Regions from separate parts of the Homo sapiens genome. Here region 1 is linked to region 2. The links are chromatin loops, found by intact Hi-C in ENCODE. Cell type or tissue: HCT116. All regions are shown on one strand. Each heading gives the region's core, and the rest is flanking DNA. Links, peaks and the distances in the headings are about the cores only. Region 1 has its middle 52 kb from the start of NTS. Region 2 has its middle 260 kb from the start of LINC02820.

Region 1 (16,111 bases), core at 5,204-13,203, 350 kb before region 2:
CTAAATTATAAACTGATCTTTATCATAAGTATGAATGTATAGTAAATATATATATACATGGTTCAGTACTATCTATGGTTTCAGGCATGCAGTGGCAGTCTTGGAACATATCTCCCTCAGATTGAAGGGGACTACTGTATCTGAAAAAGAACTAATGGCTTTGTTACAGTTTCTCATTCCTGTCTTTTTAGAGATCTGAAAAGAAAAAGGTAGGTTGTTTCTAAATATTATAAAGGGTTTATTTTAGTGGAAAGAGTATGGGTTTTGTATTATATAGCTTGCAGTTGAATCCTATTTCTTCCATTACCTAAGTAAGTTAAATTTGGGCACAGTGTTTAATCTCTCTGCAACTCAAACTTATCAGCTTTTAATATAAAATAAGGATGATAATATTTTCTTCATGTGATTTTTTTCATGAAGCATAAAATTAAATAAATGATGTAGGTTAATAAAGCTAGTATTCATTTAGGGCTTGCTACATGCAAGGCATTATTTTAAGCTATTTCTATTCTAATTTAATTATTGCAAATAATTATCTTGACTTTCAGTTAATGTTGGTTTCACAAAATCACATAACAATAAAGACTTGCAATGAAGCTGAAAGTTCATTCTTTGGTACCAAGGGTACCAAGAATCACAGAGAGATAGAGAGATTATATAAAATTAAAACATTTTATACCAATGCTTAGAATGTCCTCGTGTTTCTTTAGGCTCATGATTATGTTAATAAAACTGCCCACTGGCAAATGAAAAGAAAAGAAAAAAGCATCCTTTTCAAATTAGTAAGCACACATTACTAATATGCACAATGGAAAACTAGCAGTTTTCACTGTCAACTCCACAAATATTAAACAACAATAGAAAAATATTATGAACAACCTTTGTAAAAGAATTTAATAATTTAGAGAAATTGAACCAATTCCTGGAAAATTACCAATGACTATAATTTACCTTAGATGAAGTAGATAACTTGAATAGTCTTAGAACTATTAAAGATATTTAAATAATAGTGTATAACCTGGAAAAAAAAAAAAGAGAAATAGCCAGGTTCCATTGGTTTCACTGGCAAGTTTTTCCAAACATGTAAAGAAGAAATATTGATAAAATATGATACCCATTTATTCCAAAAAATCTTATCAAGCTAGTTTTAGAAGTCAACTCTCAAAACTTGATTAAGAGAATCTACAAAAAACATAAAGGTAACATTATAATTCATAGTGAAAACTGGAAACTTTTCTCCTAAGATCAAGAGTAATACAAATACTTTTCTTATCACTTCCATTCACCCTTTCCTGGAGGTTCTAGCCAGTGGAATAAAGCAAGAAAACAAAATAAAAGTCATATAGTTTGGTCAGCCAGAACTAAAAATTCTCCTATTCACAGCTGACATAATTATCTATGCAAAATATTCAAGAATTATTTTAAAATCAACAAAATAAACTTCCTAGAATTAATAAGTGAGTTTATGCAGATCTTACGATACAAGACAAACACATTAAATCAATTGTGTTTGTGTATATTAGCAAGGTACAAAAGGACACATAATTTTTTTAAAAAAAAATCATTTAAAATTACCCCAAAAGCAAAATACTCAAATGTAAATCAAAAAAAAAAAGAAAGAAATTCTGTAGAATTTACCGTTGACAGCTGATTCCAAAATTTATATGGAAACACAAAGGAACTACAATAGCTCAATCAATCTTGAAAAATAATAATAAAGTTGGAGACATCACATTACCTGGCTTTTCTAGTTACTACCTAAAGAAAGAACAGTTGAAAGAAAATTAATTTTTAAATACAGCCCTACTTTCGTTAAGTTTAAAAAGGTAGATATTGTGTGTAGCTTTAAAACATTTTAATGATCCCTATTTTAATAGTTTACCTTCTGTTAAAAAATAAAATATTAAATCGGCTACCTGCATTAGATTTTTTAAAAAGTAAATAAAGCCTACACTTGCCTAATTCTTACAAAAATTTCTCATAATTTTCATTATAACAAAATATTTTTGAAAATTATTTAATAAGTTTTCTATTTATATTAATATGATATGACTAAAATTATCATGAGATAATATTTTGTTGGACATAAAATAGGTATTAAATCAATACCTAAAGCCCTCACCCCTTGAAAAAGTAACAAAACTGTGAGGGCCAGGATGTTTGTATTTGTGAAGATTCAAAGATAATTTTGACTGTAGAGTCTGAGGGAGATTTCTGATTCCCAAGCCAGTAGTCTTTTCCTTGTATTCTGATGTATCCTAAAGACATGAATGGTTTCTGTTCATTTTTGCCGCATTAGTCTCAGGTAATAACAAAAGTTTCAGGAAGCAGAAGTATAAATCTTCAGTGAGTCACGGTATTGAGTATTGTATTAATTTTTAAGTGCTCTAAATGATGCACTTGTGACATACATAAATTAGATAAGAAGCAATTCTAACTAAATTAATTTTGAGGATCTAAAGTTATCTCAACAGTAATAATTCCCAGAATATATTTCAGGAAACTTAGTAAATCATGAAGACTATGGTTTTATATTGTCTTAATTTTGTCACATCTGTCCTGATTGTTGATTGAGAAAGTTGAAGGTGTTTGCTCCATTAATGAAGCAACTTAAATGTATATTTTGATACATATAAATATGCACATAATATTTGTTGATGGAGACCAACCCCAAAATGTAGTGTTGCAAAGTTCTAGTCTGCTTTTCTCCCTAATATTCTTAACATTGTCTTTTATACACTGAGTTTTCACAATCCCAAACAGATTTTAGGATATTAATACTCAAGTCACACAAAACAAACCACTATTTATTGGATGTCAATCGTGAGAAATCAGTCAAACATCTTGACATTTAATTTTATAGCAAATATGTGAATACCACCTTGAAACTACTTGTTTTGTTGTTAGAGGGGTTTTGTCAAGAGATTAAATATTAAAACTGAGGGGTTTTGTCAAGAGATTAAATATTAATATTTGACATATGTAGGTATCTGAGTTACTACTGACTGTTGTCCTTCATTTTTATGTGGAAAATATTTCCCATTATATCTGGACGTTTGGATTCTTAGGCCTTCTACAGATTATCTTTTGCTTAATATCCTACATCTTAATTATTTTCATTATTTAGTGCTCTACCTATGTAGATGAAATTATACACATTTACTGTTTAGTGTTATCAATAAATTTTCATATATCTGGCCACCCAAATATTAATTCTTTTTATAATGTAGACTTCCTTATATGACCCTTGATTTTCTGGGTTTTTTTTTGTATGCTTCCACACAACCACTACTGTATCTAGGAAATTCTGGATAATTGCCTCAAAATGACTATCACATGAAAATATGTATTCTTAACGTATCAACAGAAGTTAAATAATTACAACTTTAATTTCCATATAAAATATAGCTCATACATTTTATTCTTTCATCAAAATGAAATTCATTTTAAAAAATGAATTAATAACAAAAGTACATAAGTGTGTTTTTATAGTTTTAAAAATTGAGGTTCTTAACACAGTAAACTTAAATCTCTGATGATTAAGGCTTTTTAATCTGATACTCAGCTTTTCATAGCTGGAAATTTACAAAAATACTACTTATATTTAACATTATTCCTTTAAAAATTGGTCTTTTCAGCCATTATAAATATACTTAAAAAGTATAAACTATAGTAGAGTATGCATTTTTGGTTACAATGATTGGGTTAGATATACATTTAAAAATTGGTAATAAAAACATTTTGAAGTTCATTATCGGTAATCTTTGAAGTATAAATTTGTCAAAAATTAAAAATATATCTGCATGAATGATACAGTGACATATATTTGTTATAAAGCAAATGTATTTGTGAAATCCTCAGAGCTACATAATTATATCATTCACAAGTATAAAGAACAATAATGAAACTGGATAGGTCAGATAGACATTTAAAAGTCATAATATGTAGAGAAGGGAACACACATAGTTATACAGAGCTTCAGGTACCATTCTATACTGCATATTTTCTAACTTGTTAATATCTATCAAGATATAGTACCAGAACTATAAACGTTGCTCCTGGTATCATGTTGTAAAATTAAAACATTTTATATCAACGCCTGGAAATGTCCTCATGTTTCTTTAGACTCATGATTATGTTAATAAAACAGCCCACTAGCAAATGAAAAAAAAAAAAAGAAAAAAGCATGATTTTCAAAAGTCCATGGAACATTTACCTTAGTAAGGCAATAAGGTAAGTCTTAACAGATTTCAAAGCATTGAAATAATTCAGAATTTGTTGTCTGACTACAGCAGAGGTAACTTAGAAACAAAAAACCACAAAACATACATATATGCATACATACATGCTACCTACATATTTATGTACGTTATTTTAAGCGTTCATTGGCAAAATCCAACAGGAAGTCACTTGTCAAAGGGAATATGGAAGATGCGATTCTGGAGAATGGATGGGAAGCTGTGGAACTCTTGGCAATAAGCAGCATAGCAACATTCCACCTCATCACTGCTTAAATCTTCTGAGAGAATTTATCATTGTTTTATATGAGATTAGAGAATTGAGCCCCTTTACTATACATTCATTCTGAAAATGTAGATAATTGAATTCAAAATACTTTAGATTTGAATAATTGTCACTATTTCCATTATATTCTCTCTAGAAAACCTTTTTGCAATTTTAAACAAAAGACATATTTATTACATGAGGAAATGATATACAAATTATACATCCATATTAAATTATGTTCATATCAATAAAAGAGTATGTTCAAATATTCATGTCTCATTCCAGGAATGAAAAACTAATAAATTTGCTCTAGTTACCATTGCTTTAAATAACAAAATCCCTATTGTAACAATAAGAGGCTCAGAATTTTCCTATTAAATAATTTCAATGAAACACTCTATCATTACATATTAAAACTGCAAATTGTTAAACTATAATTACTATAGTTTAGTAGTGAACTATGATAGTGAATAAATTTCATAATTTTCCCTTGTAATTTCCACATAGACAGTTTTTGCCTCAGTGACTAACCTAACAAACAAACATTCTGATTAACCACTTGAACAGAAACAGTTTTAAATCATGAAAACTAAAGCAAAATGAAGAGAAGCAAGAAATCTTAATAGGAACCACATAATATATCTAAACTCAATTGAGAAGTGACAAAGATATATTTAATATACTGTACATTCAAAGAACTGAAAGAAATTTAAGGAGCTCATTTCTTCCTTTCACTCTCTTACTGTCTCATCTCATAAGTAAAACATTAATTATCTACACAGCAATGGTGATGACCTAAGTTTTAAAGTTCTATTGTATAATCTATGGTTTAATCTCATTCATTAAATGACTTTTGTTGAGACATTGAATAATTAAACAGCAGCTTTTATATGCAATACTTGAAATTCTTATTTCTAAAACACAATATGTGTTTTTCTTTCCAAATCAATGGTAGACTGAATAAAGAATATGTGGTATATGTACACCATGGAATACTATACAGCTATAAAAAAGAAGATCATGTCCTTTGCGGGGATATGGATGGAGCTGGAGGTCATTATTCCTAGTAAACTAATGCAGGAACAGAAAACCAGATACTGCATGTTCTCACTTATAAATGGGAGCTAAATGATGAGAACACACAGACGCAAGGGGAGGAACAGCAGACACTGGGGCCTACCTGAATGGGGAGGGTGGGAGGAGAAAGAGGAGCAGAAAAAATAACTATTGGTTACTGGGCTTAGTACTTGACTGACAAAGTAATTTGTACAACAAACCCCCATGACATGAGTTGACCTACATCACAAACCTGCATGTGTACCCCGATCCTAAAATAAAAGTTAAAAAAATAGTAACAACAAATATTTTATTTGGCTCACAATTCTGATGGCTGGCAAGTTTAAGATTGGGCATCTGTACCTGGGGAGAGCCTCAGGCTGCTTCCTCTTGTGGTAGAAGGTAAAGGGGACTCAGCATGTGCAGTTCACAGGGTAAGAATGGAAGCAAGAGAAAGGGGAAGGTGCCACGTTCTTTTTAAAAACCAGCTTCAGTGGTACCAATAAAGTGAGAGCTCACTCACCCCTGAAGGAGGAAATTAATCTATTCCTGAAGGATCCATTCCCATGACCAACACATCTGCCATTAAGCCCCACCTCCAACATTGGGGACCAAATTTCAACATGAAGTTTGGAGAGGACAAACATCCAAACCATAGCAATATCCAAAAGTTGAAATTATGGATTAATTTTCCATTTATTATCATGTAAAACCCCTAAAGTGATGAATAATTTAGATCTACCTTCAACACATATTCCAAATTTCCTTTTTCCCCTTGACCAAATCTTCTGTTAGACTATGTAAAATAAGTGGGCTGATGGGGTAACCCCAACTTTCATCTCTGAGGGAGATTAGTATCTGGTCACCATTTTTTAACAGTTTGTGATTTCAGAACTTGTACTGGGCAAGTATATCAATAAATTCCCCAGGGCATCCATTAAGTAGCAGCAGACTTACTGCCTCATAAAATTCAGGGTCATTTATTTCTGGCAGTGTTGTAACTTTGCCTGCTGTTGTACAGGTGCAAGGAACTTAAAGTGAAAAGTATCATTCAGACTTTTAAATTTAGTAGGACTCTTACTGTGTTACACATTGAAAGCATTCTTCTCTCTGGAAATAGGACTTCTCAAATGAAAGATACCTAAACAGGAAGGAATAAATTCCCCAAATTACAAATGGATAACTTGGAGTGATCATGAGAGAGAACACCAACCCTTGGTCCTGAACCAATGTGTGCTTATTGAGGACACAGTACCACATAATGGCCCTGAGTGGTGACATATGCAAGTAGTCAGGACTAGTTGCTTGTGAAACTCATTTGTCCTCTCTAGACCTTTTTGAGCCTGATCCCAAATGTGTCAAGTCCATTTTTCCATGTTTATGATAGTTTATTGCTGCTTATGTCTTCTGACTTGGTAAATCTTCAATTGGTTAGCTTACAAGGGGCAGTTATGGCCATATGGTCAGTTAACTCGTGGTTAGATGCCTGTCTCTGCCAAGACTCAGTAACATGCAGGGCTCTGTTATTTGGATGATACACATTTCCCTTCTGTATTTAGCATGGCCTTTCTCCAGAAACCTAGGGGTCTAGGATGTAATTTTTTAATGGCACTTATCAGATGTTTCAGATGGTAGCTTTACAACAAATACTTCTAGTAAGTATCATGACATATTCTTAATTGTAAGGCCCAAATAGCAGGACTGCTTATACAACGTTTTGGACTGCTACAGAGCCCTTTTATTGTTCTGGGTCTAATATAAATCTGTTAGTTTTCCACATCACTCAGTAAATAGATCAAAGCCATATGTTAACTCTAAAGCCAAAGAAACCTACTAATTACATGTCTGTCTTAGAAGTAGTATAGTGTTGAAGTATCAATAATTCATCTTTCAATTTGGAAAAGAGGTACCAGAATGTCCCAAACTACTGAATCCTAATAATTTTACCAAAGTGTCAACTCCTGAATCTTTTGAAATTTTGTCTCCCACCCTCTGGAGTGCATGTGTTACCAAGATTCCCAGAGGATTTGTGACTTCATGCTCATAAGGTCCAATAAATTTAATATTCAAGAAAATGTATAGATAACCAATGTTCCATTAGACTATACCGTGACAGAGATTAGGTGAATTAACGAAGCCCAAAGGCAAGACCATGAATGTATATGTTGTCCATTCCAAGTAAATGTAAGCTGCTGGTTTTCTATCCTAAAGGATATTGAAAATAACATATTTTTCAAATTAAAAGCCATGTAACATTTACCAGAGGCAATGTTGACATGCTCTAGTAAATATACCACAACCAGCCTTGCAGTTGTAACCTCTCGGTTGAATCTGTGATAGTCCACTCTCATCTGCTACGGTGCACTCAATCTTTAAAGGGACCTAACTGGTAAATTAAATAGGATGATGATGGAAACCGCTACTCTTGCATTCTCTATGACTTTGAGGGTAGTACTAATCTGTATCATTCCTGTTGGGATGCAATGTTGTTTTGATTTGCTCTCTTGGCTTTGTAGCAGGACGAGCCACAGACAAAACCCCTCACACACTGAGTTAAAGAAGGAAGAGCTTTATTCGGCCGGGAGCATTGGCAAGACTCATGGCTCAAAAACTGAGCTTCCCAAGGGAGCAATTCCTGTTCCTCTTAAGGGCTTACAACTCTAAGGGGGTCTGCGGGAGAGGGTTGTGATCAATTGAGCAAGCAGGGGGTGCATGACTGGGGGCTGCATGCACCGGTAATTAGAACGGAACAGAACAGGACAGGGATTTTCACAGTGCTTTTCCATACAATGTCTGTAATCAATAGATAACATAACCAATTAGGTCAGGGGTCGATCTTTAACTACCAGGCCCAGGGTGTGGCGCCGGGCTGTCTGCCTGTGGATTTCATTTCTGCCTTTTAGTTTTACTTCTTTCTTTGGAGGCAGAAATTGGGCATAAGACAATATGAGGGGTGGTCTCCTCCCTCAGTTTGAGGTTGCCCATTCACGTTTCCATAATTATTTCTTCTCCTAGATCTTTGCTCTATGGAGGAAATATAGCTCTTGTACACTTTTGGTTTCATGCTCCAATGTTTCTAGCTATTTTCAGTAGGGAGTAAGCAAAATAACCTAATTTACCTCCCAGTTGAGCTACAAACTTCTCAATACTGTTAAAAGACCAAATCAAATCAGAAAATATATTTCAAAAAATTTTGAATGCCTTTGAATCATGTCCCAACATAGTTGAAATTCAGTTTATTTACTTACGTCAATAATTTTCAAAACTCTTTCTTTATTCTAAAATATGAACACATTGCAGATCTTACATAAAATGTTAATCTTCACATGCGACACCAAAGACAGGGCTCCAGCATAAGGTTTAGTTACTCATCTGCAATTTTTTTAGATATAATGGAGAAATCTACTTGTATAGCTCTCAGTGTCACAGATTGTGGCTCATTAGCATGACTGAAAATTTTATTTTCAATCACAATAGTCACATGTAATTACAAGCAAAAGTAGAGTTTTAATAGAAAATTACTGTAATTCCATTAATCTTTCTTTCATAATTTAAATGCTTTGCCCAATTTTTTAAAAAATACAATCCCTCTGAACTGCAAATCAGTTGATTTCTTCCCTTTTTTATTCGGGATATTGCATCTGATTTTTTTTTTTTTTAAATGAATTCGACTTTGTAAAAAACAAATTTTAATTAATCAGCAGCTAGGGAAAAATACTTGTAATTGTATTTTCACAAAGATTTATGTGTAGCAAAGATGGTAACACTCAGTATGACCTTTAAAAATGCCATTCTGCTGACACTCTTGTCAAAATTTGCTCTTTGGAAATTTACATGTATGAAAATGTGATAAGTAGTGCTCTAGCAGCATCACAGAGATCTATTGTAAGCCATGGTTCTGTATTATTTTAAAGCTCTGAAAATATCAAAGAAATGTACTATATACCTTATTATCTGATTTAAAAATTATCCATTAAGAACATGATATTCAGGGTTATGAAAATTTAACAGTGTTAAGATGTAAACGTATAAATAGTATTATTTAAAAATGTTAATTTTTTGTATTGATACTTGTTTATGTGTTTCAGGGGAGGAGACTAGATAATAATTATTTGGTTTGCACTAACTTTATGGTACTTTACAACAGAAACTTACAATTAAGAAGTAAATAAACTGTGAGGAAACAGCCAACAAACTGTTCTAGTCCTGTCCTGTATTTTAAAAACATGGTTGTTTAAAGCAAAGTATGTCTGTGGTATTGAAATTCAATGGAGAGGTATTTTTGTAAGAAACCACTGTTTGGCTAATCTAAATCTCACATTAAAAATCAGTCCAAAAATAATAAAATGACTAAACTTCCAAAAGAAATTAAATCTTAAAGAACATGTTTTATCACAGTTTTATGGATTAGGAATACCACCTAGTGGTCAAAAATAGTTATGCTGCCCTGATACTTCTTTAATGTAGATGCCTCATATCTGCTTGTTCCTCATTAATTTTATTCCTCTTGAGTATATTTTTAATTTTTTTGTAATTTTAGAGTTTTGACTTTCAAAGGAAACCCATGGTAACATATTTACCTAAAAGGAAAATGGCAAAACTATATCAGAATATATGAAAAAATGTACAGCTTTAGGTACTTCTGGTTTACATAAAGAAATTTTGATAAAATAAAAATGAAATGTTCAAGAGAGTAACAACCTGACAAAAATATACTAAAATGTAAGTGCAATCTATTGTTCAATATTTTGAAAAGTGGAATGAATAGGAGCTTAATAGGAGCTTAATTATTATCAAGGTTCATAAATATCTCTATGATAATTTAAATTACTAACTGACCCTAAATTTATTGCCCTCTATATAAATATGTATAGCTATCTACTTCAGATACATAGAGACCATTGTAGGCTGAATAATAGCTCTCAAATATATTCACATCCTATTCCTAGGAACCTGTGAATGTTACTTTATATTGGCAAAAGAAACTTTGCAGATGTGAATAAATTAAGGATTATGAAATAGGGAGATTATCCTGGATTATTTAGTGGACCTGGATTATTCTGGAAGGGAAACAGGAGGAGTAAAGTCAGAAGAGATGGCTACCTAATGAAGTAAGGAGAAATTGGAGTAATGGGCTTTGAAGATGGAGGAAAGGCTACAAGATGACAAACCATGGAATACATGTGGCTGCTTGAAGCTGAAAAAGACCGGGAAGCAGACTCCTTGGTCCGAGACTCCTGAAGGAGCTAGCCCTGCAGATACCTTGACTTACCTGATATGGTTTGGCTGTGTCCCCACCCAAATCTCATCTTGAATTATAATCTGGGTTGCAAGCCCCAGGTGTTGAGGGAGGTACCTGGTGGGAAGCGATTGGATCCATGGGGGCAGATTCACCCATGCTGTTCTCTTGATAGTGAGGGAGTTCTCATGAGATCTAATGGTTTTATAAGGGGCTCTTCCCCCTTCACTCTCTCTTGCCTGCCACCATGTAAGACATGCCTGCTTCCTCTTCTGCCATGATTATAAGTTTCCTGAGGCCTGCCGAGCCATGCGGAACTGTGAGTCAATTAAATCTCCTTTGTTTATAAATTACCCTGTCTCGGGTGGTATCTTTATAGCAGTGCAGAAACAGACTAATACACCTTTTTAGACTGATTTCAAACTTCCGGCCTTCAGAACAGTAAGACAATAAATTTGTGTGGTTTAGGCTAGTGAATTTGTGGTAATTTGCTACAACAGCAATAGAAAACAGACAGATACTTTGCTGCAAATCATGAGGTCTCTCTTTGTAGAGTGGTGACGGTTTTCATTATAGTTGAAATAGCCCTGTGATTTCACCAAGGATTTTGATGCTGTACATATTTACTGTTTAGTCATTAGCATTTCATAAGAAAAAAAAAGTTTATCAAGGAATTTTACTGAAAAGTTACTCATTTTGAAATCCTAGTTCTCTATTAGTGTGGCTTATTAGAAAAGTTGTTGACAGAATTTTTCACTGAATTCTTTCTTAGTATTGGTTAGTTCATTAAAGGTCTTCATTAATTGTACTGCCAAATATTTTGCCAGCATGTTTTCACCAGAAAAAAACTCACTGGCCCTGGTCCCACTGTGCATGTCAGGAATATAAATTTTTATCCTTCCCTTATTGTATTCTGGACTCTCTCTTGTTAAAAAGTGCCCACATTAAACAGTTAATCAGTAGAGGTTTTAGGAAACCCTACACGGCAAAGAGCACCAGGGCACTGCAAATGCTTACAAGAATTCCTACGCAGGGTAAATTAGGAGGTCCTATGACATGGTTTTTCCAAAGACACAAGAAGCCTATAAATACACACACACACACACACACACACCACCACCACCACCGCCACCGCCACCGCCACCGCCACCGCCACCACCACCACCACCACCACCACCACCACTTTTGGAACCTAAATCCCTTGAAACAATTTTCTATTTGTATATCTCTTACCAGACTGCTTGATATCCTGTTTGGGGGGCATGGGGGAGGCTAATTTTGGTAACATGTTATTATTTGCAGTGATTTGTCAGATTGAGCAACTGGGGATTGCTTACTTTAAGTGGCACCTCTCTCTCAAAGAATTTCTAAAATGGCACTGTTGGGCCTTCCTAGAAGGAGCAAGGATATAAAGACATCTGTTTCATTCATGGGAAAATTGAGAACTTTTTTTTTTAATGTCTAATGTTTGAACTCATGGAAGGAGAAATCCTCTTTCTATAAGTTTGCCAGCCCACCTATCCATCTATCCATCCATCCATCCATCCCTCCTTCCCTCCGTCCATCCATACATCCATCCATTCATTTAGTCATTCCTTCACTTATTTAATAAATGTTTATTATGTTTTAACAAATTTGACTTCCCTGGACATATACCAGGTTTTCTAAGTATATTATAATTTCCAGGGTTTCCTTCTCTACTAAGCCTCAGAAAATCATATATAAAATATATGACCTTATATACTAGTTGGTAAGGAGATGAACAACTTAAAGGTGGTAGCTTTATAGCTTATTTTGTACTGTTAAACTTCATTAAATGAAAATTATTTTTATAAATAAAATTATTTTTATTCCAATTTGGACACAAATAAATATATAAATATAATTTTTTAATTTTAAAATTCAAAATATATAATGTGATATATGGTCATTATTCATTGAGCTCAAATTTTATTGGTTATAATATTATGCAAGAAATGCTGGCCTACAATGTTAAAGAACGAATTGGCATTTCTCTTTTCATATGAGTTGAAAAATTTGAATAGGGGAGACTATTCAAAGCTTGGCCAGATACAGCAAAAAGATAGAGAAATAGGGGATGGGGAGACTATTTTGTATTTGTATTTTGTATTAGCACCATTTTCTTATGGTGGCTCAGCAAGGGAATTCTGAGCTAAACTGAGGGCTCCTTGCAATTAAAAAGAAAAATATTTATTTAGAATAAAAGCCAGAGTTATTTAGTAGGGCACATATTCTTATTAAATACTGTCTAGACTGTATAGTCTTTATAAAGAAATTAATATCCTGTTGATGCTGTATGTTTGTCTTCAAGTATGTAAGCAGAAATTTAGCCATAGTCACTGCTAGTGGGAAGGGTCTGAATTATTTCCCCTCCTGCCTTCCACAGAACTAGTGATTATCTCTCTAAGCAGATGAGCAGAGAAAATGAAAAAAGAAAGTAACATTAAAATGTATTCATCTCTTCTCTCTTTTCAGTATTTGTTGACTGTTAAGGCTTTCTGACATCAAAGGTTATAAAAGCTTTGCTTTTCATATCTGTTGTAACCACTAGGTGGCAATATAATGCAAAAAATAAAAATATATTTTAAACGCCCTCTTTAGATTTGCTTATCGTCACAGGTAGTCTTTTCCGTGCATCTCTGAAATTTGTCTATAATTCCAAAATTAGATCCTATAATCTATGCACCTATCTTTGTATCATTTTTATTTCTCTGTTCACATCCTTGAAATTATGAATTGTGCAAGAAAACCCATCTGCCTTATACTCCTAAATATAAGATTATTTATAGATATACAATCACAACAATAAGTTATGCTAATGGCAACTTTAAAATGCCATATAAGGTGATGTAATAAAGATTATTGGAATGTGTAAAGATAACTTATAGGTTCTCTTTTTCCGGTACGATCAGGAAATGAAGTTGTGTTTTTTAGTTTTTAAAGAGAGTAATTAACTTGACTATTTTCCAAGATAATTAAAATGCTATAAAAATATTCTGTATTTTTATCTCATCTTTGATTATTCTAAAGGAGGTCCATGTGAATTAGGCCCCAGGATTTACAATGCCTCAAAGTAACTGAGGAGCAAAGGTTAACTCCACAGTCAGAGAACTCGAAGCTTTTGAATATACTGACATCAGGCCTGGCGCGGTGGCTCACTCCTGTAGTCCCTGCACTTTGGGAGGCTGAGGCGGGTGGATCACGAGGTCAGGAGTTTGAGACCAGACTGGCCAATATGGTGAAACCCCGTCTCTACTAAAAAAATACAAAAATTAGCTGGCGTGGTAGCACCTGCCTGCAGTCCCAGCTGCTCGGGAGGCTGACGCAGGAGAATCGCTTGAACCCGGTAGGCGGAGGTTGCAGTGAGCCGAGATCGCGCCACTGCCCTCCAGCCTGTGTGACAGAGTGAGACTCCATCATCTCAAAAGTAAATAAATAAATAAACTGACATTAAGTTTCTTTATCTATAGCACAAATGTGTTTAAATAACCTGCCACTCATCAAAATATCTTTAATTATCTATTATTCTTTTAAATTTATATACCAATAGTCATTCTAACCTATTTTCACCACCATAAAAGTATTGAAGTAAATGGAGACAAATTCTTGATAAATTATTGTGACGCTCCTTTCTAAGGCAGATGATATAATCTTGCATACAGAAAGCCCTAAAGATTCTACTTAAAACATCACTTAAAATGAATAAACAAATTTAGTAAAGTAGCAGGATACAAAATCAACACAAATTATTTGTGACCCTATACTTTAACAATGAACAATCCAAAAAGAAAATTAAGAAAACAAATCTGTTTACAATAGTACCAAAAAGAAGAAAATACTTAGGAATTAACCAAGGGAGTGAGAGACTTGTACAATGAAAACTACAGAACACTTATGAGAGAAATTAAAGAAGACATCAATAAATGGAAAGATATCCTATATTCTTTAATTGGAAGACTTCAAATTGTTAAGATGTCAATACTTCCCCAAACAATTTAAAGATTCATTGCAATCCCTATCAAAATCTCGACATTGTTTTCTAAAGAAATAGAAAAATAAATCCTAAAATTAATATGTAACCTAAGGGGCCTCAAATCACCAAAATAATCTTGACAAAAAAGAACAAAATTGGATTACTCATACTTTCTTATTTCAAAACTTACTACAAAGCTACAGTAATCAAAACATTGTGGTACTGGAATAAAGACAGACTTACAGTCCATTGTAACAGATTAAAGATCCCAGAAATTAATTTTGGCATATATGGTCAAATGACTTCCTTAGTGGTGCCAAGACCATTCAATAGTAAAAGAACAGTAAAAGTGGTGCTGGTAAAAAGATAACTTACAGAAGGAAAAAAAAAAAACAAAAAACAGCTTTACAAATCACATGTCTCGTAAGGGACTAACACCTATAATCTGTAGAAGACTCTTAAAACAGCAACAAAAACCCCAATTCAAAAATGGACAAAGGACTTAAATAGGTAAATATATTTTTAAAAATCAAGTATATTTTTATGAAGTGATAACAAATTAAGTTATTGTTTATAAGAACAATAACAATATTATGTAGAAATAAATTTAACAAAACATTGCAAGAGCTCTATGCAAAATTATCTTTTTTTACTTTTGAGGGAGATTAAAGGAGTGTTAGAAAAAAGATATGCCAGGTATGTGGATTATAAAATTCAATATTTTGAAGTTGTTCATTTTTCTAAAATTGATCTACAGATTTAATGCAATACTTATAAAAATCCTTACAGGTTTTGTTTGTATGTGTGGTACTTGACAAGCTAATTCCAAATTTTTAATGGAATACAAGGGTAACAAAAATAACTAACATTCTTGAAGAAGAAAAAAAGGTAGGAGGGTTTGTTTAATGAACAATCAAGATTACTACTAAGTTGAAGTGATTATGAGTGTGATATTACTTCAAGGATAGAAAATTGCTAAATGCAACTGAGTAGAGTATTACACACTATAAACTAAGTAAGTGAACACTTAATTCATGATAAATTCGGCACTGTAGAATAGTGGGGAAGTAAAAGCCTTTCAATAAATAATTCTGGGAAAAATGAATACTCATCTGGAAAAAAAAGAAAATTCATCCTTTCTCTACATTGATACACAAGTAATTTCAAGGTCAATTTGGGATATAAATAGGAAAGGCAAAACACTAAAGCTCTTAGGAGATAACAAAATAAAAATTCACAAGATGATGGATGTTGTCTTAAAAACAAGGATTGGCTGCGTGCGGTGGCTCACGCCTATAATCCCAGCACTTTGTGAG
Region 2 (16,111 bases), core at 4,824-12,823:
ACAGCTGTTTTGTAAATATATTTACATCACCATAAAATTACCTTCCAGGCTCTTTCATCTATGGCTACCTCCTCCATGAATTATGTTTATTTTTTGATATACTCTATCATATGAAATTTCATTAGTCTTTGTGTTTCTATTATCTTACAACATTCCTTTTAGTCCACTTTGTTACTGTTGCTTAGAAATCATAATGCCCATATTTACAGTACATCAAAGATAGTTGTATTTAATATATGTTAAACATTGGACTAGGAACTCTTTACCTACATGTATAATTTCACAGCAATATTATGAAATAGTCATTACTAAAAAAAAACTGAGGCTTTAAAAATTATGTATATTACCTGAGGATGTCTTACCAATAGAAGGACCCATACTCCAACTTAGGTCTTTTTGAGTATGTTTCTGTGTTGCCTGTCCCATTTTTTAAATCCATCTTAAATTTTAGCTTTAGCTCTGGTGATTAATCTTTTATATTAATAACCTTAACTTTAGTGTTTTACATTCATTTTATCTGTTAAACAATCATTCCAGAAAGCAAATCATCTTGGAGACAGTAGAATGACAACCATCCTGTAGAGCTTGTTGTGTTATTTGATTAAAAGGACTGTACAGGCAAAATCAATGACCATCTCATGCACTTATCCATTCATTCAATTCATTCAAGCAACATTCCAAAGCATAGAGATACATTAATTAACTACAGAATTCTTGGTAATGAGTCCACAAAGAAGAATAAAAGACACTTCTTGCCCTCAAAGAGCTTATCCTCTGTTGTGAAACTGCAACTCACAATTACAAACTATTTGTTAAATGTAATGACAGAGTACTATGGGAGAATAGAAAAGGACTAAATTCTGAGGGCAAGAGAGGGTGTTAGCAGTATGGCCAGTGAGAAAGGAAGGTCAGGGAATAATTTCTGGAGGAATTAATACCTAAGCTGAATCTCAAGGGTGAGCTTGCTTTCATATATGTGAACCTGGCAACTCTTCACTCTGATGCATTAATTAAAGAATTGCCCTGAGTTCACCTGAAGGCACAATCCTGTTTCCATGTACACAAAATGTAGTTACGTAGTCAACAACAAATAATTCAACACATACGAATTGCTTAACTACTACTCTAATTTCTTCTTTTGTATTCTCTTATATTAAAGTGATGAATAAGGCATGTCTTTGCCCTCAGGAAAATTCTAATCAAAAGAAATGTAAAAATGAGTTACAGGGTAAGGATGTGATTTTGCCATTCTTGTCAAGCAAGCCATTCAAATCACTGTAAGCATGTAAACTGCATAGGCTGCAAACCAAAGTTAGTTTGATGATATGAGAGGTTTCATCTGGCACTATCTTTGAAGGGTTATATCAATATTACAGGTTAATATAGAAATAAAAACTATTTTATACATATCTGACTTCTAGGCTTGCCCACAGGTTTGCCACAACTATTCACAAAGGTTGGGAGACAGAGTCATGGGACAAGAAAGGTGGAGGTTGGACAAGGTGGGAGACAAGCTGGCTTCTTCATGGATCCTTGCAGTTTGTCTTGGCTGCAGGCACGGTGATCTTAGTACACATCTATAAAACCTTACTTAGAATTGCTGGAGCCAGAAGTTCTAGGGAACTCAAAATTAAAAAAAAAAAAAGGGCAATATGATGCCTCTTTTGTATATTACAGAACATTCCTAGTGGAGCCTGGCTCAGCACCCTGTAAAGCCATTAATATTCCTGTAGTGGAGTGTATAAATAAGTCAGCTTAGAGCATATATATACTTAGTGTATGTATATACATATATTTTGTGTATATATACACATATATACTTAGTATTCGAAACAGACTGTGTCACAAAGGAATGGGGAAGAGAATAGGAACTCTATGAACTGTCTTCTGTATATTATTTCTTTTGTCTGTGTTATAAAGAGGGATCATCTAAAAAAATCCTATGTTTTAACAGATTTTACAGTCAATTTTAACAGATCAATTTAATGTGTAAGTGAAAGGGGGAAGGGGAAGAATAACCATGACATGTAATCACTTTGATAAAAAGTTTAATGCACAAAGGAACATCAATGTATTTCTATAGCAATTAATATTTTTCATTTTATTACATCCACTTGTCCTAAGATACCTGAGGGCAGGAAGTTTCTTTCTTGTTTATTGCTGTGTCAGTAGTACTGAACAGACTTGTCCATACAAAAAATTCAGCACTCAATCAATATGTACTGAGTAAACTAAACAAAATATGAATATAAAGAGTTGCAGGTTGCTTTTTAAAACTTGTTTCTGAAGAAAAAGATTTACAAGTTAAATATACCATTGACAATGGTTTTCTAAACTTTAGAATTTTGAATCTAGTCTAATGTTATTTATAACATCTCCCTGAGTGTCAAAAGCTTTGTAAGTATATGGAACTTAGAATTTTAGTAAATGTTATTGCAAGAATATAAGTCTTCCACATAAAATATTATCACATTATTTTGCGAACAAAAAACCTATAAAAAGCTGTATAAAAATTGGCTTATTATTTTTTAAGATTTTCTTTTTTCTTAAATGTTTTAAGAAGTCAACCAATATTCTATTATTATAATATTGTTTATTATAAACAACAATAATATATATAAAAGATATATATATATAAAATGTATTTATGTGTAAAAAATTGTGCAAAACCAAACTGCTATCAAGGTAAATTTCAATTATTTGTCTTATAATACATGATATTTAAATATATAATTTGCTCACCTATTACAAATTTAATGTTAATTTGGGAAAGTAAGGTGGGAATTATTTTCTTATGCCAAAGTAGACAGATATAATTTTGAGAGGGGCAGGAAATGTACTTGCTCTCCCCATTGTGTAGAAATTATCCTTTTTATAAGGAACGGTTTTGGCAGCTGTGTGCATGTGGCCATGTAGATTGATCTGTGCTTCCTCAGCAAATCAAAACAAAAGGAAAGCACATTTTAGCTATCAGGCTGTAGATAATTGAAATTAAAATTGTGAAACAAATTGTTTTTGACAAAAGAGTTTCCTCCTCAGAACTGAATATCAAAATGTGGTTTCCATTTTTTCCACTCACATGGCACAGCTTCCACTGTGGGTGACGTCCAAGATCCTGATTCAGGATGTGGACTAGGAGGGTCCAGGTCACGGTGACAGCAACCAAGGTTGTTGGATTTATTAATGTATTACTCATCTTGCTAAAACAAGGTTTAAAATAAACAGTCATATAGCATTGTCTTACCTTCTATTTCATTATTTTAATTTTAGTTTAATTACATAATCTAATTTGATTGAAGAAAATTAATTATAGTTAAAAAGTAGTTATACCTTGCATTTATGTAGAAAAAGAAAAGAAACAAACAACAACAACAACAACAAAATAGATCCCTGAAAGCTCTGGGGAACCTATGTTTTAGGAAAAGCTCAACTTCCAAAATTTGACAATCTTTAATTGAAATGTACCTCTAAACATAGTGTGATAAACAAGTCTTTAGAACTATATGACAATCAGGGCTGTGCTCTAGTTTCTAGCTTCTCTGCTCCAAAACAGTTTTTTATAGTCAAGCTTATTTATCTTTAAACCACCATTAGATTGAAATAGATCAATAAAAGAATTCTCTGGAGTCCAATGAGGAATTGCTTTAATCATGAAACATTACTCAAAAGCAAAAAAAAAAAAAAAGTTAAGAGCTGTGTATATACAATTATTTTTATCTTTAGACTATCAGGAGATTAAAATTGGTTAATAAAATAGCTGTCTGGTGCTCAAAGGGAGATTTATATAATCAGAAAATACTATATGAAAGCAAAAATGATGAAAGCAAACTATTAGTTGTTTAAAACAGAAATTGATGCCCATCAATCAAGGTAAGACATACACAGTTTCTTCAGATTCACTAGTTTTACATGCACTTATTCATGTGTGTGTGTATTGTGTATTTAGTTCTTGCAATTCTATTACATGTGAAGATTTGTATAACATAATCAAAATTAAAAACTGTTCGGCTGGGCACAGTGGCTCACGCCTGTAATCCCAGCACTTTGGAAGGCCGAGGCAGGCGGATCAAGAGGTCGGGAGATCGAGACCATGATGGTGAAACCCTGAAACTCCGTCTCTACTAAAAATATAAAAAAAGAAAAAAAATTAGCCGGGTGTGGTGGCGGGCACCTGTAGTCCCAGCTACTCGGGAGGCCAAGGCAAGAGAATGGCGTGAACCCGGGAGGCAGAGCTTGCAGTGAGCCAAGATTGTGCCACTGCACCCTAGCCTGGGCGACAGAGCGAAACTCCGTCTCCAAAAAAAAAAAAAAAAACTGTTCTAGCACTACAAAGATCTTCCTCATACTACCCCTAGTAACCATCCCCCCTTCCCACTATTCCCTGAAAAATTTCTTCATTGATGACAACTGAAACATCATTCTGCTACCAAAATCATAAGGTTTTTAAAAAGGATTGATATAACCTTCCAGTATATAGTTTTCATTGCAGTTTTTTCAGTGTCAACAAAACACTTCTCTGCTCACTGTAAACATGTATATTATAGGAAAATGCAGAGTTGTAGTTAATTGACATCCTATGATACACACTATTATAGAAGATTTGGGGTAAGATAAATACATGATACAGACATACAGCTGTCTCTAAGGCCATGACATGGATTTGGAAAGGCTTAGAGCATTGTAAGCCATTTTATGGATTTTACTTTTAGTCTGAGTGTAAGGGTGGCTATTGCAAAATTTTGAGCAAACAGCAATCTGGTTTTATTTATGCTTTAATAGGACTATACTGACTGCTGTGTTAAGACTGTAAGCAGAGGCTACAAGCATTCAGTAAGATAGGGAAGCAAGGTGGTAGCTGTGGATGTGATGAGAAATTATTAGCAACTGTATTTGTCTATATTTTGGAATAAAAGTAAATATTTCCTAACCAATCATGTGTAGAGTATGACAGAAAGAAAGGAGACAAAGAGCACAATGATACCTTAGGATAAGCCCTGGAACAAGGAGGTTGCCTTTCATAGAGAAAAGGTGAAATGGGCTGGGGGAGGGAGGAGAGTAAGAAATTATGACTTACTCTTTTTGGAAATCAATGCATGCACTGAAAGCGATTATTCAGCTTTCAATGTATGCATTGCATTGCTTACTAGAAACCATTGCAGTAGGTCTTTTTTATTTATTCATTTACTTATTTTGGGGGGACGAAATTTCACTCTTGTTGCCCAGGCTGGAGTGCAATGGCGTGATCTCGGCTCACTGTAACCTCCACCTCCCAGGTAGCTGGGATTACAGGCACACACCACCATGCCTGGTTAATTTTTTTGTATTTCTAGTAAAGACGGGGTTTTGCTATGTTGGCCAGGCTGATCTCGAACTCCTGATCTCAGGTTATCCTCCCACCTCAGCCTCCCAAAGTGCTGGGATTACAGGCATGAGCCACAGTGCCTGGCCTGTCTTGATTCTTATTTACTATTATTTATTATTTCTCTAGTTCTCTTCTTTTCTGCTACATCATCTGTTTATTCATTTGCCCAGTTGCTCTTCATTGTTTGCAAGGTTCAATATAAAAATATGCAAAAAGGATTTAAGGTCCAGGATAATTTTCTTATCCTCTAGAGTAGGTTGATTTTTCTTTATGCAAGTGTCTAGGGCTATCAATAGACCAGAGTGACCTTCATATTATCAAGAATTTAAATTAGAAGTTGCAAATATATTTTCCCCTTATTTGAGGGGTGTAGATCATCAGAATCCTAATTAAAACTGTTGGTGAATTACCAATGTCTCTTAGCAAAATTTGAACCCAATTTTTATTTTCATTTCTATGAATTTTCCAAAAACTCTCAACAACTTCTTGATCTCACCAACCACTTCTTCCTGAATTGGCAGATACTCCTAAAGGAAAAAATTGAGCTAAATACCAGGTTCATGTTTCTCTAAGTTTCATTTTCTTTTATTTTGGAATTTGGTCCTATAATTGTCTTCCTAGCACTCCAAATGCACATGTGTGCACATGCACAGACACATACGCAGATACACACTTTCTTAATCTACCTTACTGAGAGGGTTGAACCGAATTACAATTGCCACTAAAAGAAGCAGGACTCCTGGGCCATTAAATATTTTTTTTACATGTAAATCCATATTTTATACCTAATAATAAGAAAGTGAAAAGGTAAAAGTTTAAGAAGTGAATAAACAAAGGTGCTTTTATATTAAAAAAAAAACAAAAAACACTGTTTACAATCCTACTCTAGGTGGTGGGATATAGTAAGAAACGGATAGATTGCCAAGACACCTGCTATTCTGGAACTGACATTCTAGTAGGGGAAGACAGGAAAGGACCAAAAAAGAAAAAAACAAAAAACAGATATCACAAATGCTAGCATGGATTTTAAGGAGGCTCCTGTAACACAGAGCAGGCAGCAGATACTCTATATTGAATGGTCTGAAAAGGACAGTCTAGGGACAGGACACTGAATCCAAGAAATGAAAGACAAGAAGAAGGAAGCTATATGACAATCTGGCAAAGTGGCATATGTCTGAGGAATAAGAAGGGGCAAATGCACCTGTACTGTATGGATCACAGGAGAGAATTATAGAAGACTTTGTGAGATCAAGTGAGGATAAAGTGATATAGAGCCCGGAGACCAAGATAAGAAATGTGATAAATTAAAAATATGCCTGCCTTGGTTTATCTAATACACCCAACCTCCAACCACATAATGAGGAGAACAAGTAAGCTGAACTCTTGCCTCTTGGAAAATCATCAAATATATATTAGGAAAGGCCTTTTTTATATCTTTCTTCTAAAATATCTCTTATTTCTTCTTGTAATGACTTTTGAGTTTTTTGTTTGTTTGTTTTGCTTTTGTTTTTTTGAGATGGAGTCTCAGTTTGTCACCCAGGCCAGAGTTCAGTGGTGTGATCTTGACTCACTGCAACCTCCAAGTCCCAGGTTCAAGAGAACCTCCCACCTCAGCCTCCTGAGTAGCTGAGTTTACAGGCACCTGCCACCCCATCCAGCTAATTTTTTTGTATTTTTAGTAGAGACAGAGTTATACCATGTTGGCCAGGCTGGTCTCGAACTCCTGACCTCAAGTGATCTGCCCACATTGGCCTCCCAAAGTGCTGGGATTAAAGGTGTGAGCCACCGCACCTGGCCCCTTTTAATGACTTTTAAACCGATATGTTATCAGGCTAAACCAGTGGGTTGATGATGCACATTTATTATTTTTTTTCTCTCTTGGAATCAAAATAAAATGAGATAAAATGAAACAGCGTAAACCTAGAAGTAACAAATCACCATTTTATAATCTCCAAAGTAATCATTGATTTAGGCAAGATCATTAATGCATAAAAATGTTAAAAGTAAATGCAAATTTAAAAATGTAGTTCTGCATTAGAGAGTTAATAGCCATCCTTACTTGATGTCCATGATATAGCAAGAATTCCATTTTCCAGATCCTGCAAATATGTTAGTGACAGCTTAATGTCCCATGAGGACTCTTGAGGATCATGAGAAACTACACTAAAACATGACATATGATCTCATTTCCTGTGTGCCACTGTATTTGCCACATATATATATATATATATATATATATATATATATATATATATATTTGACAAATTCAACTAGGACATTTATTTCATTTCATCTTAGAGTTCTCCCTTTCTCTCTTTCTCTCTCTGTTTGTGTGCATGTTTGATCACTTCTTCCAACCCAATTGCATATATAAAACATTCCTCAAGTCATACCACTTTTGTAATACATAGTTTTAGAAAACTCAAATTAAAAAAAAAACACAGATATTCTATGTCACAATGGCCAGTAATAATAAAGGCAAAACATTAATATTAAATGCACGGTTGTAATGACAGACAAGAAACATTCAATGACTAGGACTAGACTATACATCTAGAAAAATGGGTGGTCCAGGAGTACAGCTATGTAATCCAGACCTGTTCAGGAAGTGTTTGAGGTTTGGTGCCATCTCGTGGCACTTTTCTGCTATGGCCTAAATATCAGTGGAGATGATCCTGGGTCCTTATGTTGAGGACTACTGCTATCTTGTGCTTTGTATAACATCTAGAGTGTTGGAAGGCTTTTCTCAGCATGGTTGCTTTGAGCAGCCCTGCATAGGGACGACTCAGAAAGGGTCTTTGTCCATGTTCCTAGTGTTATCTCAGCAGTTTACTGCTGTTGCTTATTATTTCATGCAGGCCTTATGGTAGGAGCCGGGAAATTTCTCAGTTCTCTTATTCCAGCCTCAGTCTTAGGTAAGCCCTGTACACTTACCCTTCCAGGATGGGGCTTTCTGAGCATTCCTTATATCTCCCAGCAACTCACCCTTCCCAATCCCCTGCCGACCAGAACTCTGCCTTGTAAGGATGAGGAGGGTCTAGGCCAAGAGTGCATTTCCTGTCTGTCCCCAGTAGCTTTGCTTTGTATTACTGCAAAAATATAAAACCCTGAGCATTCTTGCCTCTGCCTAGAGTCTGGATTTCATGTCTGTTCTCCAGCAGCACCATTTGAATACTGTAGTCTCATTTGCATACCTGCACCACTGACACAGGGGGTGGAGCTTGTCAGGTTCTTTTCTCTGATCCCAGTCTTTCTCACATGCACCCAGTGGAGGCCCATGTTAAAAGGCTGGTAAGAAAGTGCTGAGGTACCTCATGTTTGAAGTTTCGAGAAATTCTAAATTCTCATGATTTCCCAAATTTAATCTTCAAAAATTCATTAACATTTTAGACGTTTCCCTCTTAGCATGTTTATGTCAGCTGCTTCTTCCTCTCACACTCTGCTAAAGGAAAAATAGTTGGCATGTACACCATCTTTTTGGAGGGGACTGTCACCCTTTTGGAATTCAGTTCACCTAGTTGTCTTTCAACCTCAATTCTCTGATGAGCTCAGAAAAGTTATAATTTCTTAGATTATACTTTCTCTTTTTCCTTTCTTCTATTTTCTTTTTTTGATATTAGAGTAGTAGTGACATTGTCCTGTGTCTTGAGATTTTCTACATCCTAAGTGGAAGTAGAGCTCACACTAATCATATTAAACAATAATTATATAAATGTCAGTTTCACTTCCATAGATCTCTTGTAGACAAGGCATTTTTATATTCCCAATGCCTAGTGATATTTATTTATTATATTGTTGTAGTGGATTGTCCACATGTCTGTCTCTCTAACTAGATTACAAACACGTCTGAAGCAGTGACTGTGTCTCACACATTATTGTAATAATAATAGAGCTTATATTTACAGAGAGCTTGCTATAAATGTGGTCTACTCTGTTATAAACGCTTCATATTTACAATCTCATTTAGCATCATCACCAACTTTATAACGTAGGCATTATCATTCTAACCTTAAGTTCAGTAAGCAAACACAGACAGGGCAGGGCAAGGTATATAGGCATGTGACCTCTACAGTAAAAAGTATAGGGCATTACTCTGAGAAGGGCCCCACACTTAGTTTTAAACTCCCACAACACAAATTTACCTATGTAGCAAAACTGCACTTGTACCCTTGAACTTAAAGTATGAGTTTTAAAAGAAGAAATATCAATAATACATTTTTTAAAAAGAATCTGCTATTGCCACCTAGAAATTCCTAATACTTTTATTTTTGAATTACAAGTAAAGTCTATGAGATATAGAGCAAGCCAGTAAGTGGTGGAGATTGGCCTCAGGATGTCCATGCAAGTGCAGGCTCAGGATTTTGAGCCTTAGGCTTTAAGCAATTGGCCTGGTGCCCCATCACACAGGTATAGGCTTCAGCCAGTTCAGGGGGTATTCTGGGGTCCCAAGAAAACCAGGTGGCACCTGGGTCCAGATTAGGAGCCATGGTGAGATGCAGTAGAGATGGCAGTAGTGGTTCTAGCCACAAGAGAGAAGTGAGGCTCCATATATCAGCAGCACTAGGCTCCATGGAGAGAGTATGGCTGGATCGTCCATCCCCAGAGCCCATCCTTGTGGCTTGTGCACAAATATTAACTCTCTAAACCGAGGGCTGGACAAGAACTGTTAATGCACAGGCAATATACTATGTCAGCAAATAATTAAAAAATAAAACTTACACATAAATGTTGTAATAAAACGTACCAGGAAGTGGCTAAAATTCTTCAAAGTGTTTGGAATATCCAGTTTTGAAAACTGCTGCAATATTGGAAAGCAGATATCAACAGTCTTAAAAATAAAAATTAAATTTAAAGATCACCATATTGAACAGAAAAGAACATGATTTCCATATGAATCTTCAAATAAACTAAATTCTCAGGATAACTTACATTTAATCTTTAAAAATTCATTAAAATTTCAGATGTTTTCTTCTTAGTATGTTTGTCAGCTGCTTTTTCCTCTCATACTCTCCTAAAGGAAAAATAGTTTGCATGTCCACTATCTTTTTGGAATAAAGATAACTTTAAAATTAATAAGAAAAGCAACTCTAAAATTAAATTTTCTCTCCTAATTGAAGATACGAAGATAAAATGCATTACCAGGCATTTTGAACTTTATATATATATATATATATAATGAATCCATTTTTAGTTTCTTAAATTGATTCTACAAGTTACAGGGAATTTCTGAAGAAGTGTTAAAATAATATTGTGTAAGTTTAAATTTAAAACTAAACTCAGAATACATAAAATAGATTTGTATTGAGTCATAAATACTCTACATAGCTTTAGTAGTTTACCAAAAATATTCTTCTCAAAATAGAAAATTATTTGTGGCGTTGCATTTCTCAAGAGCAATTGATGTCACTTTCACACATATTTTTAGAAAATTTAAGTATAAGTTTTGATGACTTAATAAACAAATTTGCAGAAGTGATCCAGAAAAATCTTATGATTAATCAAGATACCACATTAATAAAGTATTAAAAGATATTGACATTTTCAATGATATAGAATCCTGGTGAGTGAATATGTTCCCTGATATCCCTAGATACAAAGACAAATCTCAATCTTTAAAACTTTGATTCTGTTCAATTTAAATCTGTTTTTCAATATTTTGTTTATCTTTCACTATTTGTTATATTACATAAATTTATGACACCAAAATGTTTTTCGTTTGTAAATTTATGTTTTTATTCATGTATCATGGTTCTCTATTACATTTTATAATTAATAAATTTTTAAAAACTGTTTAATTTTTAGTTACATTTAATGTCACTTTTTTCCTGCATTTCTTATGAGGTAACCCACATCATCCTATTGCAGTAGGCCTCACAAATTTTGCAGCTAGTAAAGCACATAGACAAAGTAAATTGCATAAAAACTCATAGCTAGCAAATAAAGCAGTCAGTATTTCAACTCAGAAAGTCTGGCCCCAAATCTCTTAATCACTAGGCTATGTATACAATTTCTACATTAAGGAATCAAAGCCCATGAGGGCAAACGGAGTGTAGGACATGATCAATAAGTAATAATCCAGGTAGAAGGGAGGACTATGTCTCATTGGACAATGCCGGTATGGTCTCCTGGAGCTGTTGATTTCAAAAGTTGCTGTTACCGTGAAGAACCAGATGATATTAATAAGCACAAGATAATACAATTTTAAAGAACTTGCATTAGTTTGTTAGAGCTGCTTTAGCAAAGTTCCACAACTTGGATGACTTAACCAAGAGAAATGTACTTTTTCATAGTTCTGAAGATTAGGAGCCAGAGAAAAGGTAAAGGCAGGGTCAGTTTCTTCTGAGGGCTGTGAGGGAGGTATCTGTTAAACTGCTCTTTTCTTGGCTTATACATGGATGTCTTCTCTCAGCGTCTTCACATTTTTTTTCTGTATACATCTCTGTGTCCAAATTTTCCCTTTTTAAATAGATATCAATCATATTGTATTAGGGGACACCTTAATGACCTTATTTTAACTTGATAACCTCTATAAAGACTCTAAGTACCATTGTGAGGTACAAAGGAGTGAGGACTTCAATATATGAATTTGGGCGGACACAGTTCAACCCATAACAATGCTATATGTTTTAAAGTGTTTTCACAGTGTGCTTTTATTTTTGCTTAGAGTAGGACTAAATGAAATGAAGAACTACAAAGGAAAATATAATAATTTCTACATTGAATAAAAAGACACTGATGTCTTCAATTATATGGAGTGACGGTGAATATGTTTCTTAATGTCCCTAGATGTTAAGACATATTTCAATCTTTAGGACATTGATTCTGTTCAATTTAAATCTATTTTTCAGTATACCACTAATGTTAATCAAATTCAGTATTTTGTAACAATAGCATGTCCTCCACTAGAAAAATAATTTAAAAATTAAATTCCATTGCAGAAGATTGCCTTGGGTACAAAAAAAGGCAACACTAAAAATTGGGGGTAAAATATGCATATTTTTCTGAATATGTACATTTTGTATGTACATATATATGTCTCTCTCTCTCTCGAAAATTATGGAATAGTAAGAGAAATGTTATCACTGAAAACAAATTGCCAGCAACTAAGATAGATTGAGGAACAATAAATATTCAAGAACAGCTATATTTTATTATTTTAAAAATCAGAAAAAGAAAAATATAAAGTTTTCTTAAAGTAGGAAAAAACAGCATTTTTTTCAGAATATCTTCAGTAAGCAGCCACTTTCTAGAGCTGTAAACCGTGAAGACAGATCATAGTGTTCAGCTGTGTAAACTAAGACACAGATAAGGAGATCCAGTAGGTTGTAAAAGTAACAATACTCATCACTTACTGTCTTTTATATTTTATATCATACTTGCACTGTTATATAATTTCTAGGGACTTTCAGAGGAATTGTAGTAGCTACAATGAATTATTTATCTGCACATGAACACAAAACAAAAAAAAAATGGAGTTAGTCCATGTTCCCAAATACGCATTCGAGGGAGAAGTGTTGTAAATCTATAGAAGAAAATCTCTTAAAGCTAAGGATTTGTGTTGAAGTAGGAAATGTTCCTAATGCTTCAGAGGACAGTTACTTGGGTGAGGCTTTTGTTTCTGCTCTGTATATTTGAAATCAAAGGTTTAGAGTGTCTATACTTTTAAAAAGAGAGTGACTTTCACAGTATCCTCATACTGTTAAGTTTAAAAGATTACTTATTTTGTTTTTCAATGCCATATCTAATTAGGACCAACATTGTTAAGAAACCTAGGTTAATATTCGCTAACCTTAAATATTAGTAAAAATTCTTAGACTTTCAAATAAGGCATTTTTTCCTCTTATATTTCTCAGCTTATTGTATGAAGAAAATGGCAAATAACATTTAGATTATGAAAAGAGAATCTGGAGCATTTATTCAATTATCAGTATAGAGTAGTACAACTACAACTCCAAACCAATAAATTATGCAGTTTAATTCAGTAAGTGTTTTTCTAAGCTACAAGGAATCCTATAACGGGAATAGAAAATTTAAAAAAGGAAAAAATATTGTGAATTTACAAATTGTATTTTATTTTAGGAGAAACTAGTGTTATTTTTTTCTACCCTACCATACACAGTAGACCAGCAGAGTGAGCACACTGGTTTTGCATGACAGTTGTGGTAGGCAGAATTCTAAGATGGTCTTCATGATCCCCACCCCTAGTATCCAATTCTAAGTATCCAAGCATAAGCTTTTCTCTTTGTTTGCAGACAGAAACTTTACCTCGCTTTTAACCATGAATATGGCAAAGTAAAGGAATTTTGCAGACATAAGGTTTCTAATAAAAAGGAAGATCATCCTGGGAGGACCTGACATAACCAAGAAAGCCTCTTAAAAGAAGAACCAGGCATTCCCCGAAAGAAGAGACTCGAAGCAGCAGGGATTCTTGCCTTCTGGTCTTGAAGAAGAAACAGCCATTTTCTGAACTACCTATGCAGAAGGTTACCTCTAGGAACTGTGAGCATCAATCTCACAAACACAAGGAATTGAATTCTGCAAAAAACTTGAATGATTTTGAAGAGGATCTCAAGCTCCAGATGAGAATACAATCCTGGTCACCTTTACTGCAGCCTTTTGAGATCAATATGAGGACACACTTATGCTGTGCCCACATTCCTGACCCATGCAAACTTTAAGGTAATAAATATATATTGTTTTAAGCCACTATTTGAGATAAATTTTATACAGCAATAGAGAACTAACATACGTAACAATCATGAAGTGTGCTAAAACATAACTGCAGAGAGCTCATCAGAAAAATGTTATTGGTCATAGCCTTTATATAGATCTTACAGTCTAAATGTTTCAATATTTATTTTCAGTTGCTTACACAAATATAATCACACACACACGCAGACACACACATACAGGTACACATACATATGTATACCTGAGAAACTCTAAAGGGAAAAATTAATCGCATTTAAATAACAGTTGTTAAATTACTAAATCCAGCATAGCTTGGCTTCGGGTAAGGTTTATCCCAGCCTTTGTAAGTATCCCAACTTGTAGGCACTTGCCCATTTTAAAAATATGACTATCAGTATGCTTCCTGTTCTACTTGAGGTCACATGGCATGACTTCAAGATAAAACATAACTCTGTAATTCTATATAAATAGTAGGTTAACTGTTGACAGAAGATTTTTGAAGTTTAAATAGATTAAAACTATAAAAACCAAGAAAAGTTTCATGTAATTTACATTAATAGAGAATAATTTATCAGAGTAGAAAGACCATCATCATTCAAAGACATAGAAAAATCACCAAACAAACTTAGTTTAATAGTAGATTTTAAATAGAAAGATAAAATATGACATGAAGCATTAGGTATGTATTTGTATTACTTTTACAATCAAAGTTGAAGAAGTATTTCCATCCGTATTTGATTTTTTTTTTTTTTTTGCCCTGACAGCACATTCACACTGGGACCTCAGACCACTAAAGGCAGAAGGTACTCTGAGCAGTCAGAGCTGGCCAGGCCCTGCTTTCAGAGGTGGTGGGGCAGCATTCTTGACACTCGTTATATGCTGTTATATGCTCAGGGGCACACCCACTCACTCATCCCTGGTGCAGGACTCTGCAACACCCTCCTGACCAAAGAGCAGCCACAGATGGCTGATAAGCAGCATCTACTCTTGGAAGCAAGTAGGAAAAAAGGGGCAAAAATGGAGGCAGTAGGGAGAAATGTGTGTGTCTGCCCATGGAAGGCTGTGGTGAACCACAAAGCACCACGATTCTGTCCTTTACTCAGAAACCACCCTTGAGCCTCCTGCTTTATTCCAATTCCATTACACCTGCCTGAAATTGTCTCTCCCCTTTCTAAGAGGAATGCTGGAACAAAGCTTCCATTGTCCCTCTCCCTTCCTCCCTGCTCAGGGCCCATGTGAACAGCAGGTCATTGTTGAGAAGTGCCTGTTGCAGTCATTCTCACACCCCACAGCCACTGCCACACACACCCACTGGTGACTGCCAGGGCCTGTCAATAGATCTTATGTCCACTGAGCCCCCGTGGTGAGGTCCAGCAGCCACCGACAGGTTGTGTTCCCTCCTGCCGTCAAAGAGCACCCAAGTACTTCAGACAAAGAGGCTTTGTACAGGAGCTATGGCCAGATTCTTTACACCTGATCCCTTACAGGAGCGCCTGTCCTTACAGGCATCAAGGTTGGAGGGTCTTCGGTCCTCCATGACCCCAGGTAGAGGAGCTGGTCACTGGTACCCCATCTTATTCTTGTGTCTCATCCTTTCAAGAACTTGAGAGCTTTATGTTCATCCTGACTGAAGGGGTTCAAGTTAAAACTCTTTGGCTCTGGTTTGCCTTGGGCCCATTGTTTTTGGATTATTTCTATTTATCCAGATGATCCTGATTTTTCTTAATCATTTCCTTCACCTGAGGGTGAGGCATCTTGACAAACATGTTCCTGAGGCAAACCACATCTTCAGAGAGGCTGAGACCATTCTGCAGGGCTCTCAGGCCCTCTGGGTTTTTATTCCTTTCGGTGTCCACATCCACAATCTGCTGTTTGTCCACCAGCACCTCCTCAACAAGCTCCTCCACCTCGAACAGGTACCACAGAACTTGCTCTGCATCATGTGACAGCATGGCACCAACCAACTCGGGTGCACAACCCCTCATTTAATCTTTCAATGCTGGAAGAAACTGCTCCATCATGTAATTAAAATACTGTACAGTGTTTTGAAATTAACAT

Evidence for each region. A loop is a pair of places that touch in the nucleus more often than their neighbours do. Peaks named below come from ENCODE experiments on the same cell type or tissue, not always from the same donor. Only the 100,000 strongest peaks of a DNase experiment are listed, where the experiment ranks them.
Region 1: it touches region 2 in a loop (4-fold over the local background); 8 of 110 quality-filtered maps call a loop at or near these places.

The regions. Positions count from the first base shown.
Region 1 is chr12:85,917,802-85,933,912 of GRCh38, reverse strand. No RefSeq gene overlaps it. Among named protein-coding and RNA genes, the nearest start is that of NTS, 52 kb to the right of the region's middle. In HCT116, for the core only: CTCF peaks have their summits at 9,984 (motif pointing left) and 13,164; a DNase peak (open chromatin) is centred at 9,992.
Region 2 is chr12:85,567,772-85,583,882 of GRCh38, reverse strand. It overlaps the pseudogene LOC101059974. Among named protein-coding and RNA genes, the nearest start is that of LINC02820, 260 kb to the right of the region's middle. In HCT116, for the core only: a CTCF peak has its summit at 8,002 (motif pointing left); a DNase peak (open chromatin) is centred at 7,962.